2 separate regions of the Homo sapiens genome follow, and region 1 is linked to region 2. Evidence: read pairs that join two places in POLR2A ChIA-PET (ENCODE). Cell type or tissue: B cell. All regions are shown on one strand.

The links. Peaks named below come from ENCODE experiments on the same cell type or tissue, not always from the same donor. Only the 100,000 strongest peaks of a DNase experiment are listed, where the experiment ranks them.
Region 1: POLR2A ChIA-PET joins it to region 2 with 6 read pairs; 4 of 35 experiments call an interaction of 5 or more read pairs at or near these places.

What each region holds. Positions count from the first base shown.
Region 1 is chr18:57,649,649-57,657,648 of GRCh38, reverse strand. ATP8B1 (ATPase phospholipid transporting 8B1) reads left to right here. Exons shown (of 28, transcript NM_001374385.1): 23 at 2,232-2,455; 24 at 3,574-3,657; 25 at 4,920-5,165; 26 at 5,477-5,615; 27 at 7,152-7,282. All of the region lies in intron 2 of ATP8B1-AS1 (ATP8B1 antisense RNA 1), which reads right to left. Among named protein-coding and RNA genes, the nearest start is that of ATP8B1-AS1, 23 kb to the right of the region's middle. RefSeq lists an enhancer at 7,716-7,865. In B cell, no CTCF peak of the experiment used is centred here; no DNase peak of the experiment used is centred here.
Region 2 is chr18:57,834,287-57,842,286 of GRCh38, reverse strand. It overlaps the pseudogene RSL24D1P11. Among named protein-coding and RNA genes, the nearest start is that of ATP8B1, 35 kb to the right of the region's middle. In B cell, no CTCF peak of the experiment used is centred here; a DNase peak (open chromatin) is centred at 4,226; H3K4me3 peaks cover 670 bases; H3K27ac peaks cover 1,489 bases.

The DNA.
Region 1 (8,000 bases), 180 kb after region 2:
TGTGTGTTTTCAAAGAGAACATAAATATTATATGAGATGCAGTTTGTTCTGTTTTTTTAGAAGTGTTACTGAAAACGTAGGTTTGGATACATCACTACAGTTATGTTTTGAATTTGCCAGACCTTGTGTTCTGTAACTAGGGCAGGATTTTTGAAGCTTCTTTTTAGTTGGAACGCCGCAGCATTGCAGCCACTTTTCAGGGTCTGAGCAATGATAGGTTGTGTTCTCCAACATATCTTTTCTAAATGATCTTGTCTATCTTCACATTCGTTACTTTTAAGACCCAGACAAAACTAATCATTCTCTAATTTGAAAGTGTTATTTATGACTATTGGAAGCATAAATAAAATTGTGACTTTAATTTTATATATTCTGGAAACCTTCCCCCGTAAAGAAAAAAAAAATGTCTTAAGGTCCCAGAGGGCCATGAATAAGACTTTGAAAGTTTAATAGTTTCTTGGTTAAAACTCTTTTGATTACAAGTATTGGAGAACAACCAAAGCTAGCTTAAGAAAAAATTAAATTTGAGGAGTGGGAGACGAGGGGAGGGAACCTAGAGGATGGGTCAATAGGTGCAGCAAACCACCATGGCACACGTATACCCATGTAACAAACCTGCACGTTCTGCACAGGTATCCTGTAACTTAAAAGAAAAAAAAGAAAAAAGTAAATTTATTTAAACACCTCCTGTTGTCCAAGAAGAAGCCAGGCCTCAGGAAGATACTGGAACAAGGACATAGATTTGCACCAGGAACCCCGTGTCTGTCTGTCTCTCTCCCCTTCTCTCTCCCTTTCCTCCTTCTTCCCCTCCTTCTCTCTCTCCCCTCCCTCCCTTCTCTCCCCACTCTTCTCTCCCCACTCTTCTCTCCCCCCATTCTCTCCCTCCATTCTCTCCCTCCTCCCCACCCCTCTCTCCCCACTACTTTATTTCTCTGCCCCTTAGAAATCTTCAGGAAGAAATATATCTATTTCGGCCAGGCACAGTTGTTCATGTGTGTAATCCTAGCACTTTGGGAGGCCAAGGCAGGTGGATCACCTGAGTTCAGGAGTTCAAGGCCTGCCTGGACAACATGGTGAAACCCCGTCTCTACAAAAATTAGCTGGGTGTGGTGGCGCACATCTGTAATCCCAGCTACTCGAGAGGCTGAGGCAAGAGTATCGCTTGAACCCAGGAGGCAGAGGTTGCAGTGAGCCAAGACTGCGCCATTGCACTGCAGCCTGGGTGACAGAGTGAGACTTCATCTCAAAAAAAAAAAAAAAAGAGAGAGAAAGAAATATAACTATTTCTTACCTCAAGAATTTAGACCTTAAAATTCTAGACACAAAATAACTGACTTCTAATTCCAGAATATCAAGAGAGAGACTGGCTCAGCTTGGGTTTTCTGTCAGTCAGGGTTTAGCACAGGAAACAGACCCCAGTTGGTATTTAAGCAAGAAAAGATTCATACAGGGGACTAGGTACTTTCAAAAGCTCTGGATGGTCTACAGAAGCAGGGTCTAGGCTGGGTCACTTACCAGAAGAGCTTCTACTCTTCTGGTAAGTGATAAGAGGTTCCTCTAAAGAGCTTCCAAATTAAGAAGCCTTTATAGTTGCCTGTCAACATCCAGGTAGCTGGAAAGTAGATATGAGCTCTGCTGCAGAAATCCCAAAAGAGGAAGCGATGCTGGGCTCTGATTCACTTCTGCTTCCAAGTCATAAGTGGATCTAAACAGTGGAACCTAATTCACAAAGAGCCTAGCTGCAAGGGAGTCTGGGAAATGTAGGGTTTTTATTTCCTTTCCCACCTCTCTAATTAGAACAAGGATGGAATGAAGTTGGGGGAGCCGATTTGTAGTATCTACCACAAATTACATATCTGCCCATGACTGACACAGCTGTTGCCAAAGAGGCAAGGACACAGTGTACACATGGGTGCCTGGGGCTCACCCTGTGGATGGAAGGGATGGCTGTGATCTTGGCAGATAATCCAAATGGAATTCGTCACCCACATGAGATCCTTTCCCAGATATTTATGGAGGCCCTACTGTGTGCTCTGTTTAGCAACTTGTAACTCAGACTTTGAGTTGAGTTCAAGAGCTGGGGGTGAGGGATGGTGAGCAAGAGCTTCTGTATTATTGTTCCATCAATGTCTGTCTTTGTTTTTTGTTTGCTATGGAACCATTTTTATCAACTGATGTTTTGCCTCACAATCGGTTTATGATCCACAGTGTTTTCTCCCTCTGCCCCATAGCTGCCCACATTGGCGTTGGAATAAGTGGACAAGAAGGAATGCAAGCTGTCATGTCGAGTGACTATTCCTTTGCTCAGTTCCGATATCTGCAGAGGCTACTGCTGGTGCATGGCCGATGGTCTTACATAAGGATGTGCAAGTTCCTACGATACTTCTTTTACAAAAACTTTGCCTTTACTTTGGTTCATTTCTGGTACTCCTTCTTCAATGGCTACTCTGCGCAGGTAATGTAATGTTGTTATTATTGTTATTTACTAAGTAGAGCTCTTAAATGAATAAAAATCTAGTTCTGAAAAGACAATTTATTTCTTCTATATTTGTAGTTTTGGGGCTGTGTCTCCTTACAGTTGGGGCATAATTAAGAATGATCATGACTTCTCTAAATGTTTCTGGTGCTGTAAAAACATTTTACCTTAGAAAGGAGGGGATTTGGCCAGGCATGGTGGCTCACGCCTGTAATCCCAGCACTTTGGGAGGCTGAGGCAGGTGGATCGCCTGAAGTCGGGAGTTTGAGATCAGTCTGGCCGACATGGTGAAACCTGGTCTCTACTAAAAATACAAAAATTTTCCGGGTGTGGTGGCAGGCACCTGTAATCCCAGCTACTCGGGAGGCTGAGGCAGGAGAATCGCTTGAACCTGGGAGGCAGAGGTTGTGGTGAGCCGAGACTGCGCTATTGCACTCCAACCTGGGCAAGACTTTGTCTCAAAAAAAAAAAAAAAAAGGAGGGGATTTGCTTGTATGTTTTTATCTTTATCTTTGGTTATTTTTTCATGTTGACATTAAGAGTAGCGATAACAGGGCTGGGTGCAGTGGCTCACGCCTATAATCCCAGCACTTTGGGAGGCCGAGGTGGGCGGGTCACCTGAGGTCAAGAGTTGGAGACCAACCTGGCCAACATGGTGAAACCCCGTCTCAACAAAATACACAAAAATTAGCCAGACATGGTGGCGTGTGCCTGTAATCCCAGCTACTTGGGAGGCTGAGGCAGAAGAATCACTTGAACCTGGGAGGCAGAAGGTACAGTGAGCCAAGATCACGCCACTGTACTCCAGCCTGGGCGACAGAGTGAGACTCTGTCTCAGAAGAAAAAAAAAAAGAATATTGATAACAGGCCAGGTGCATAGAGTTTTGCCTATAATCCCAACACTTTGGGAGGCTGAGATGGGGAGATCGCTTAAGGCCAGGAGTTCGAGGCCAGCCTAGGCAACATAGCAAGACCCCCATCTCTATTAAAACAAACAAACAAACAAAATGTTAAATAAAGGAAGCAGATGAGTATGTGCTAACTAGGCTGGCATGTGTCTTTGTTGGTGACATGGAGCCTCTGTCATCCCCTCACAGACTGCATACGAGGATTGGTTCATCACCCTCTACAACGTGCTGTACACCAGCCTGCCCGTGCTCCTCATGGGGCTGCTCGACCAGGTAGGAGCCTCGCACAAGCAGGGACACTTCTGGACAGATGAGAATGCGTTAGAGAAGTCCCAAGCAAACGTTTCAATGCATTCTTCTGGTGTTTACTTCTTTCTGATCAAACCCTATTATAATTCTGTTGTCAGGCATCAAGGGTCATGGCTGTGCTTCTTGTTTTGTAATAAGGAAAGAGGATTTCTCTGTAGTCCCAGCTACTCGGGAGGCTGATGCAGGAGTATGACTTGAGCCCAGGTGTTCAAGTCTAGCCTGGGCAATAAAGTGAGACCCCATCTCTAAGACAAAAAAAAAAAAAAAAAAAAAGAGAAAAGAGGATTTCTGTGACTGGGTTGAATTCATTGGCACACATATTTGTTATGTTCCTTTTAGACAGTAAGAGCTTACTATGAAGATACCTGAAGGCAGGGCATGGTGGATCATGCCTGTAATCCCAGCACTTTAGGAGGCTGAGGCAGGCAAATTGCTTCAGGTCAGGAGTTTGAGACCAGCCCTGGCAACATAGGGAGACCCCATCTCTACAGAAAAATTTAAAAATTGTGGGCATGGTAGTGCACACCTGTGAAGTCCCAGCTACTTGGCAGGATGAGGTGGGAGGATCGCTTGAGCCTGGAAGGTTGAAGCTGCAGTGAGTTGTGTTTGTGCCACTGCACTCCGGGCTGGGCAACAAAGTGAGACCCTGTCTCCAAAAAAAAAAAAAAAAAAAGAAAAGAAAAGGAAAAAAAGGCACCCGAGAGTCCAATATGTCTCCACAATAATAATTTACTCATTTTAAAGTCAGTTTAAATCCTTTCCAAAATTTATGTAGCTAGTGCATATTTTTATCTAATACCAATTCTTAAAAAGAAAGAAGCACTATAAAGACTAAAAAGTAATAATTTATAATTAACTCATCAACTTGTATGAGAAAATTTTTTCCCAAAGGATTTGCAACAATATATATTCACTCAGGAGGTAAAAACAGTAGCCTCCCTACATATTTTTGGACATTACTAATTTGTTTTCTTTCCATAAGTAGCAAAGTAATAAACTTATACCTAGCCCTTCTCTGAATTAAATATTAAGTAATGGTGGTCTAAGCAATGAGGTTGAGCTCTGCACACCACAAATATTGCAGGATTGATCGATTATCTTGTTCAGTTTTTGCCTTCCTAAAATTTAACAGCAGGCTGCAACTTTTTGTGAGATATTAATTATAACATATCTCTGACTGCTTTGACCTGATGAATAAAATACCATCATTTTGTTTTCTCCTTAAGGATGTGAGTGACAAACTGAGCCTCCGATTCCCTGGGTTATACATAGTGGGACAAAGAGACTTACTATTCAACTATAAGAGATTCTTTGTAAGCTTGTTGCATGGGGTCCTAACATCGATGATCCTCTTCTTCATACCTCTTGGAGCTTATCTGCAAACCGTAGGGCAGGATGGAGAGGCACCTTCCGACTACCAGTCTTTTGCCGTCACCATTGCCTCTGCTCTTGTAATAACAGTCAATTTCCAGGTACGTGGCTTTCATTGGCCGTATTCAGTGTCTATTGGTACCTACTTATATTTCTGTATATAGGGTGGCATGCACATCCACCTGACTCCCACTGCACCTGTGCCACTTACAAAATATAAATGCTATTTTCATCTCTTATACCAAGCACATTTTCTATTTCTTGCCTGAGTCAAGGATGGTTTAGTTTCTGGTCCAGTATTCAAGCCACATCATGCCTAACTTGCTGAATTCTGTTTTCAGGATTGTTAGATCCTTTATTTCTTGCTAACTCCCCAAAATGAGTGCTCTGTTTTTCTCTGGTTTCCCAACAGATTGGCTTGGATACTTCTTATTGGACTTTTGTGAATGCTTTTTCAATTTTTGGAAGCATTGCACTTTATTTTGGCATCATGTTTGACTTTCATAGTGCTGGAATACATGTTCTCTTTCCATCTGCATTTCAATTTACAGGTTGGTATTTCCAAATTCCAAAAATAAATGTACAGACAAATGTCATTAGTTTAGATTTTGACATAACTTCTGTTAAGTAATAAAATATACAAGGTGGAATGGCTGGGCACAGTGGCTCACACCTGTAATCCCAGCATTTTGGGAGGCCGAGGCAAGTGGATTGCTTGAGCCCAGCAGTTCAAGACCAGCCTGGACAACATGGCTAAACCCCATCTCTACAAAAAATACAAAAAAATTAGCCAGGCATGGTGGCACATGCCTGTAGTTCTAGCTACTGGAGAGGCTGAAGTGGGAGGATTGCTTGACCTGGGACGTTGAGGCTACAGTGAGTCGTGATGGCACTGCTGTACTCTAGCCCAGGTGACAGAGCGGGACCCTGTCTCAAAAAAAAAACAAAAAAAACAAAGCACAACAAAACAAATATATACAAATTATTATTGCTAGTGAAAATTAATGTCTTGTCTGGAAATTAAATGGTGATGGTGGGTTGAAAGGGCATAACATGATGGGAGGAAGACAAATTAAAATAGCTTTACAATAGCGCTGTACGTGTGTTGAATTAGATAACTTAAGACTTAAAAGGCTGGATAAAAGCCTATTCTTTCTTTCCCATAAAACCTAATACTGGGGCTAGATGTGGTAGCTCACGCCTGTAATCCCAGCACTTTGGGAGGCCAATATGGGTGGATCACTTGAGCTCAGGAGTTTGAGACCAGCCTGGGCAACATGGTGAAACCCCATCTCTACAAAAAATACAAAAATTAGCCAAGCGTGGTGGCGCACACCTGTAGTCCCAGCTATTCAGGAGGCTAAGGTAGGAGGACACCTGAGCCCAGGAGGTTGAGGCTGCAGTGAGCCATGATCACGCCACTGCACTCCAACGTGGGTAACAGAGTGAGACCCTATCTCAAAAAAAAGTCAGAAGTCTTGATCACCTAACTTTGCATTTTTAATCAATGCAATGTCAACAAATGTGCTTTTTTTCCTTATTTGCTCACTTATGTAAATTTGCCTTGTTTCAAATAATTTACCTTCCCAATTTTGCTTTGCTTAGTCTGATTTTAAAATGTCTGTTCTTTGAGCCATAATGGATATTTTGGGGAGGCCAATCCAGTTGTAAAACTTTACCATAAATGATCTATTTATAGATTATGAAATATTAACTATGTTCTTTTTTTTATTTTATTTTTTATTTTTGAGACAGAGTTTTGCTTTATCACCCAGGCTGGAGTGCGGTGGCACAATTTCGGCTCACTGCAACTTCCGCCTTCCGGGTTCAAGCAATTCTGCTGTCTCCTGAGTAGCTGGGACTACAGGTGCACACCACCATGCCCGGCTGATTTTTTGTATTTTAGTAGAGACGGGGTTTCACCATGTTGCCCAGGCTGGTCTCGAACTCCTGAGCTCTGGCAATCCACCCACCTTGGCCTCTCAAAGTGTTAGGATTACAGGCATGAGCCACCACACCTGGCGAAATATTAACTATGTTCTTAGGAAAAAAGAACCACAGTGATGCATTTGCCATGTTCTTTACAGGCACAGCTTCAAACGCTCTGAGACAGCCATACATTTGGTTAACTATCATCCTGGCTGTTGCTGTGTGCTTACTACCCGTCGTTGCCATTCGATTCCTGTCAATGACCATCTGGCCATCAGAAAGTGATAAGGTATAAAGAATATAGTCCTTTCCCAACTCTGTCCCTCACAGAAACCAAAGCGTTTCCCAACAGCACGTTTCCTGCAAAATTCTAAGCTCATGGGAAGTTTGGTAAGAATGATTTTTCATGATTGCTTCTCTTTAACTCTATCTCACAAATAAGTCTTTTGGAATTGGGAGTTTAGTGTGCTTGCTTTTTAATACAAAAATTACCAAACATAAACAAAAAAGGGAGAACAGAATGAGCCCCATATATCTATCTCCTCAGTTTAACAATTACAGTATTAACATTTTGTCATACAAATCAGATTGGGTTTTTTTTCTTTATTTAAGAAAAATGTCACCTTCTGTAGCAGGATCCTTTGAGCTACAAGGAACAGAAAGCTGTGACTCAAAACATCTCTACAGTAGTGCGTCATCATTAATCATTAGTAGGCTTCAGGCCCAGTTGATTGAGCAATTTAATGTTGTCAAGAAAGGATTGGGCTGGTTCTTGCCATCTCTTCTCTCAGAAACCTTCATTATTAGCTTCATATGGATGCTGGAAGATGGCCAGAGCAGTTCTGGGTATCACTTCCTGACCTATCAGTGTCGGGGGGAGATAAGAGCCTATTCTGTAGCTCCTTAGGGGCCGTGGAACTTCTCACCCAAGGGCCCCAGTACAGTGCCCTCAGGTCTCACGTGCCAAAATTAGGTCACTTGCCCATTCTGGACTAGTTTAGCAAGGG
Region 2 (8,000 bases):
GCTCTAATTTTCTCATGATTATTTATCAGTGTCGTCCTGGGTTCATGTTTATTTAATTAACATGTATATCAACTGGTGCAGTCCTGGCACATTTTGTGACTGTCTGCTCACACTGGAGAGGCAGTTAAGAGCCTAGAGCTCAGGAGAGGTTGCCTGGCTTCCCACCTTACCCCACTTCTTACTAGCTGTATGACCTTGGGCTAATTACTTATTCTCTCTCTGCCTCAAGTTTCCTCACCTATAAAATATGAAAGAAAAGCCTACTTTATAGGGTTGTCTTGAAATAAATTAATGTCTGTACAGGACTGGCTCGTGGTAAGCCAGTGAATAAAATTGGTGAATAAAATTTATTCAGAGCATCTATTATGTGCTGGGTTCTTGAAAATACACTTAGTTCTTGAAAAAACTTTACCCTCCCAAGAAAGCCAACGTGTTAAAAAAAATGCATGCAAAAAGTCATAACAGAAGTAAAACCTTATGGTAAATTGGGGTTGGAATAGATTGTGTAGGTGGTGGACTGGGTTTCCGTTTCCCTCCATTAGACTGTGGCTGCAGTGGATGTCAATTGTTACAAAGTTTTCAAAATATATCATACATGCCTAAAAGTAGAATGACTCATTAAAAGGTGTGAACATTTTTAAAGGCTGTGGACATAATATATTGTCAACATGCTTTCCAAAAAGTAGTAGCAATTCACACTTTCTCCAGCAATACAGAGGGTTCTCTGCATCTTTGGTGGCATTGGAAATGCATTCTATAACCTGTAAGTTAAAAATACTTCCTTATTTTAATTTGTGCTGAATTACTTTTGATGATAGATACAGGTAGGTAGGTAAGTAGGTAGACAAATTCTAAACTTTATTATTTTTGTTTGGTTGGCTGGTTTGGTTTCGTTGTTGTTGTTGTTTTGTTGAGACGCTGTTGAGACAGGGTCATGCTCTGTCACCCAGGCTGGAGTGCAATGGCACGATCATAGCTCACTGTACCCTCTACCTCCTGGGCTCAAGGGATCCTCCCAGCAGAGCTTCCCAAATAGCTGGGACTACAGATGCCTACACTTAAAAAGATCAAAATTTTCCACAACTGAGTGCAGTCAAAAGGATGTGCTACAGAGTCAGAAAACAAGCCTAAAAGACACGTTTAACAGGGCTGTGAAGCACAACAGCATTGCTGGAATAACGGTGCTTAGGAACAACATTTATTCAGATAAATAATTTCTCTTGTTTATGTTCTACAAGGAAAGAAACACATATTTCACTAGATTAGTATAAGTTCTAAATAAGATAACATATGTAACAACTAGTACATAATAGGAGATCAAAATGGTATCGTTTGCTTTGAGAAAGTTATATATATATTATATACATAATATTTTATATATATAATCTTTATATATATATATATAAATTTTTTTTGAGATGGAGTCTCACTCTGTCACCCAGGCTGAAGTTTAGTGGTGCGATCTCAGCTCACTGCAACCTTCGCCTCCTGGGTTCAAGAGATTCTCGTGCCTCAGCCTCCCAAGTAGTTGGGATTATAGGCATGCACCACCACGCCTGGCTAATTTTTGTATTTTTAGTAGAGACGGGGTTTCACCCATGTTGGTCAGGCTGATCTCCAACTCCTGAGCTCAAATGAACCAGCTGCCTCAGTCCACCAAACTGTTGAGATTATAGGCGTGAGCCACTGCACCTGGCCCAATTTTTTTTTTTTTTTTTTGAGACAGTCTTGCTCTGTTGCCCAGGCTGGAGTGAAGTGGCATGATCTCCCGGGTTCAAGTAATTCTCGTGCCTCAGCCTCCCGAGTAGCTGGGATTACAGGCATGCACCACCATGCCAGGCTAATTTTTGTATTTTTTGTAGAGACAGGGTTTCGCCATGTTGGCCAGGCTGGTGTTGAAGTCCTGACCTCAAGTGATCCGCCTGTCTCAGCCTCCCAAAGTGCTGGGATTAGAGGCATGAGCCACCGCACCTGGCCGAAAAAGTTATATTATTTTAAAGCCATGCCTCAAGCATAGCAGATGCATTAGCAAATCTGGAAAGTATACCAAAGGTCAAGTTCAGGAAGTGACAGTTGTGAAAAATATTCATAACCCTCCAGCCACCCAAAGAGAGCAAGCTTACTCTGACCATGCAGATTCACAGAATCTATATGTGCTCTGACAAGATTTGCCATGAGATGCTTACATAAGTAGCCATAGTGATCAAACCAGGCAATCCGGGTACTGTCCACATGTCATAGTTACACATCATTAGCAAAAAATGGAGAAAATCAGAGAACAGTCCACGGCTATCATACCAGAAGTGCTATAACACCATATTCAGCAACAGAACACAGGGAACCGAATGGTGAGACACATTTACAAGTAGATACACTGACAAAAGCAAGTTAAGATTATGTATAAAATATTAGTTCCATGCATGTCTATATCCTGAGGTAATTTTAAATTTAAACATTGTTTTATGTCCAACTATAATTTTTTTCTTTTTAAATGGTTTTATTTTATGTGCAAATAATGAGCAGATGTTGTATCCATAAATTCTACTTTCCAAAAACAGGAGCTTTTTAACAGAAAACCACATAATAACTTTTAAAAGGCACTAGGATTCCTCTGCTTCTAGATCATTGCTAGGCTAGAAAAATAAAGTTTTTTCTACCAGGAATCAGAAGTTAGAACTGAGTATTCTCCAAAGTGGAAATTCTAGAGTGTAGTGTCACTCCAGGCAAAGATTATTCAGTTCTCATCCCAAACATCCACAACTACCTATCAGAAAGGTTAAACCAAGTTGAAACAGTCCAGCATAATTAGGCTTCATCAAACAATGTCATTATGCTCTTCTAAGATGCAAATAAACCAAAACAGGAAATACTAAAATCAAAATATTTGACACCGTCATACAAATTGTTAGTTCCTTGTTGTCTCCCCCCTTCTATAACATTAATAAAGTGAATATTTTACTGCAAAGAATATTTTATTTTATACATCACTAGCCATGATTTTTTGCCATTAGTGATTATACAAATGCTGTCTAGTCCATTATCCAGATGACATAACCATTTTACGTCCACAATTCACTTCTACAGTTATAAGTAGAATTTTCGTGATTTACATAAGTACACATATCAGTGAAGATTTAATACTGAGATGCAATCTAACATCCGTAATATCTTGTGTTTTGTAGATGGCAGTGTAGGAGAGATATATTTTAATCACTTTTCATTTAAATGAACTTATGTAAAAAATAAACTAATAATTTAGCAGTTCCAAGTCTCCAAAGGGCATTTTCAAATGTCCATAAAATAAATGGTTACAGAAATGTTTAAGAAGCATCTTCATGTCCACATCCTGTTGTAACTGCTGTACCATTTTCTCTTCCAACTCCTTCCCTTTGCCTGCAAGACGGGCTTGGGTAAGATGGATGCTTTGCTTGACTTCTTTGATATCCTGAACTTTCTGTAGCTCTTTATTTTTCTTCAATCTGTTCATTATAAATTTAGCTTGGTGTTTCTGTTTGATCTCTTCAACTCTCTTCATTGCATCAATAGTTTTATTCCATAGCTCTCGCTGGTATTTGATAAGTTCATTTCTATGTTTGTCAAATTCAAATGAATTATCTACTGTAAGCTCTTTACCAGCTGCTTTCTGGAATGGTTTGGTCCGCCTAACTTTGCGAGGATTGCACTTCTTTTTAAAGTGTTTATGACATTTAGATTTACAAAATCCGAACACTTTGCAATCGTTGTGGATGAACAACATGTCATAGCCAGGGTAGATGGGCCCCGAACAGAAATAACACTTCTCGATGCGCATGTTGAACCCGTGTGGTTCCCCACTGACCACACGCTAAGCTTGAGAGCCCAACTACAATTTCTTTTTTGACTTTTCATTTTGAAATAATGATAGAGTCACCAGAAGGTTCAAAGAAAGTGTACAGGGAGGCCCAGTGTACCCTATACCTAGCCTCCTTCAGTGGTGGTAACATCTTGAATAATTACAGTACAAAATCAAAATCAGGAAATTGACATTGAAATGCTCCACAGAGCTGATTCAGATTTCATTGTTTTTATAAGCACACACGTGTGTACTTCTATACAATCTTATTACGAGTGTAGCTTCCTGTAACCACCAACACAATCGAGATACACAACTGTGCCATCACTACAAGGCTGCCTCATGCTGTAACTGCCCAGCGGGTTCACCCTGCTCACTGCCTAGACAGAGCTGTTTTATCAAGATAGGGGAATTTCTACAGAGAAAGAGTCATTCATGCAGAGCTGTCTGTGTGGGAGACCAGAGTTTCATTATTACTCAAATCAGTCTCCCTGAGCATTCGGGGATCAGAATTTTTTTTTTTCTTTTGAGACGGAGTCTCGCTCTGTCGCCTAGGCTGGAGTGCAGTGGCGCAATCTCGGCTCACTGCAAGCTCCGCCTCCCGGGTTCATGCCATTCTCCTGCCTCAGCCTCCCAAGTAGCTGGGACTATAGGCGCCTGCCACTGCGCCCGGCTGATTTTTTGTATTTTTAGTAGAGAGGGGGTTTCACCGTGTTAGCCAGGATGGTCTCGATCTCCTGACCTCGTGATCTGCCCACCTCGGCCTCCCAAAGTGCTGGGATTACAGGCTTGAGCCACTGTGCCTGGCCTATTTTTTTTTTTTTTTTTTTTGAGACAGAGTCTTGCTCTGCCGCCCAGGCTGAAGTGCAGTGACGCGATCTTTGCCCCCTGCAACCTCCGCCTCCGAGGTTCAAGCCATTCTCCTGCCTCAGCCTCCTGAATGGCTGGGATTATTGGCGCCTGCCATCACTCCCAGCTAATTTTTGTATTTTTTAGTAGTGACGGGGTTTTGACATGTTGGCCAGCCTGGTCTCAAACCCCTGACCTCAGGTGATCTGCCCGCCTTGGCCTCCCAAGGTGTTAGGATTACAGATGTGAGCCACTGTGCCTGGCCAAGTGTTTAGCTTTTTAAGAAACTGATATTTTCCAGAGTGGCTATGCTATTTACATTACTATAAATGTAGGGAAATAGATAATTTTCTCTCAATCTTTCATAATTCTTAGTTGGGATGGGCCACTGTAACAAAAAACAGATTAAAAAGAGACAAATAAACAGAAGATTATTAACATGTATACCTCGTGTAGTATACAGGGAGATACCCAGAGAAATTGGTAAATTTCAAAGAGGTGGCTTTGAACTCACACTTAAATGCCATGTCTGCTGAAACAAAAAGAAGGGTGTAGGGAAAGTTGATTATGCTCAGGAAAAACTGGCAAATAAGAGTAAGATTTGTTATGGAGATTTAAGTCAGTGCCTTCTCCATCAATAAAGGATAACTGTCTCCAGTGACTTAGAGTCATCCTGTCCTCCTGGGGTAATGTGGATGATAAGGTAACTTCCACTCTGTTTTCAGAGCTTCTCCTGTGGTTGCAGTTTCCCAAAATAATCAGCTCAAAATAGAGAGGGGAGAGGAGAGAAAGAGAAGGAGAGTTATCATAAGGAATTGGCTTATGTGATTGTGGAGGCCGAGAAGTCCCACCATCTGCCATCTGCAAGCTGGCAGCTGGGGAAAGCCAGGGGTATCATTCAATCTGAGTCCAAAGGCCTGAGAACCAGGGGAGCTGATGATGTAAACTGCAGTCTGAGGGAAGGAGAGAGTGATATTCCAGCTCAAGTCATCTGGCAGAAAAGAAGGACCAAATTCAGGGCTGGGCGAGGTGGCTCACGCCTGTAATCCCAGCACTTTAGGGGGCCGAGGCAAGTGGATCACTTGAGCTCAGGAGTTTGAGACCAGCCTGGCCAATATGGTGAAACCCCATCTCTACTAAAAATACAAAAATTAGCTGGGCATGGTGGCATGTGCCTGTAATCCCAGCTATTTGGGAGGCTGAGGCGGGAGAATCGCTTGAACCTGGGAGGCAGAGGTTGCAGTGAGTTAAGATCGCACCACTGCACTCCAGCCCGGGTGACAGAGTGAGACTCTGTCTCCAAAAAAAAAAGGCCAAATTCTCCCTTCCTCTGCCTTAAAGCCCTCAACAGCCCATTGAGGAGGGTGATCCACTCATAGACAGAATTGGAAATGACGTTTTGCCAAGTATCTGGGAACCCCATGACCCAGTCAAGATGAAACATAAAATTAACCATCACAAATGCTAATGATCAGATATAAAACGGGAAGTGGGGTAGGGAGTACTTAGAGGTGGGGGGCAACAGTTGTCACTGCAAACAGGATGGTCAGGGAACCTGGCCTGAGACAGTAACATGTAGATCTGAAGGAGAGAGTAGGGGGCTTGAGAAGGGAAGTAACTCACCCATGACCCTCACCCTTATCCACTAACTCCTAACTCTGTGTTCTCTCCCTGATGATAGCTGGTTGTTTTATTTTCATAAAGTCGTGAGATGTTAGAGATGGAAGTGACCACTGGGGATGGCCATAAGTTTCACTGAAGATCCTAAGTCTATTAAACAAAAAATTGAATTTTTGTGGCAACTCACATTGATAGTGGTGGCTTTCTGGAGCATGGCATAGAGCAAGATCCAGAGGTTAGGTCTGGGTTCAGAGCAAAAAGTGACATTTTCCCCAAGTTCAGCAGGAGGATGGTCACATTAGACAGTCGGTGGCCCATTCCTCTTCTAGAGTGACCCTCCCATTACACGATGAGGACATAGGCAGCTGGAGTGTAACAGACAGGAAGTGGCTGGATTTTCAAAATGGTCTTTAGCATGAACACTTTTATGCCTTCACTGTCTCCATTATTGACTAAAGGAAAGTAAAAGAAATGGAGGAGGCCGGGCGCGGTGGCTCACACCTGTAATCCCAGCACTTTGGGAGGCCAAGGTGGGTGGGTCACCTGATGTCAAGAGTTCGAGACCAGCCTGGCCAACATGGTGAAACCTTATCTCTACTAAAAATACAAAAAATTAGCTGGGCCTGGTGGCAAGCGCCTGTAATCCCAGCTACTTGAGAGGCTGAGGCAGGAGAATAGCTTGAACCCAGGAGGCAGACGTTGCAGAGAGCCGAGATTGAGCCATTGCACTCCAGCCTAGGCGACAGAGTGAGACTCCGTCTCAAAAAAAAAAAAAAAAAAAAAAAAAGAAAAAGAAAAAAGAAAAAGAAATGGAGGACTCCACTCTTGGTTACAATGAAAAGAGTCCCCGCCTCCCAAACTTGCAGTTTCTCTCAGGCAACCATTTTATTCCAGGGCTTGGCCAGGTCTCCAGAAATGTTATTTTTCTCTTCTTCTTTGTGGATTCAGCCCAGGGAGGAAAGGTATAATTGCAACCCCACACCCACAAAGATGCTCCTTGGACTTGGATAAAAGAGCACAAGACACCGTTTTTATCACTTAACCCGGTAAAAGAAGATACCTACACAGATCACCAGGACCACACAGTAGGAACAGAGGCCCCCCTTCCCTTGTGCTGCCCAAGTTCCTAGAGGGATCTGAATGAAGCAACTGTTTAACTAATGCAACCATGTTTAAAGTTCCCAAGGGATCCACACTCTTTAAATGATGCATAAATTGAGTCATTTTGTAAAATACAGTACCTTGATTTATTTGCTTAGTAGCTTTTAGTTTGTCTACTAGGTTTCTCTAAAGAAGAATACAAATGTATTTAGGCATAAATTGTTTTCAATCATTTTCTTGGTGTCTACATTACCCTCCATGTAATATATTAGGGGTTCCTAAGCCACAAATGGTATGATTGAAGGTATAAAAACTTGAAGCTCATTGCAACCTTAAACTCCTGGGCTCAAGCAATCCTCCTGCCTCAGCCTCCCAAGCAGCTGGGACTACAGGTGGGTGTCACCATGCCCAGCTAATTTTTAAAATTTTTTGTAGGAGGCCTTGCTATGTTGCTCAGGCTGGTCTTGAACTCCTGGCCTCAAGTGATCCTCCCACCTTGACCTCCCAAAGTGCTGGGATTACAGGCATGAGCCACCGTGCCCAGCCCCCATCTCTTTTTAATACACTAGAATTATGAAATGACAGCAGAAAGAATTCA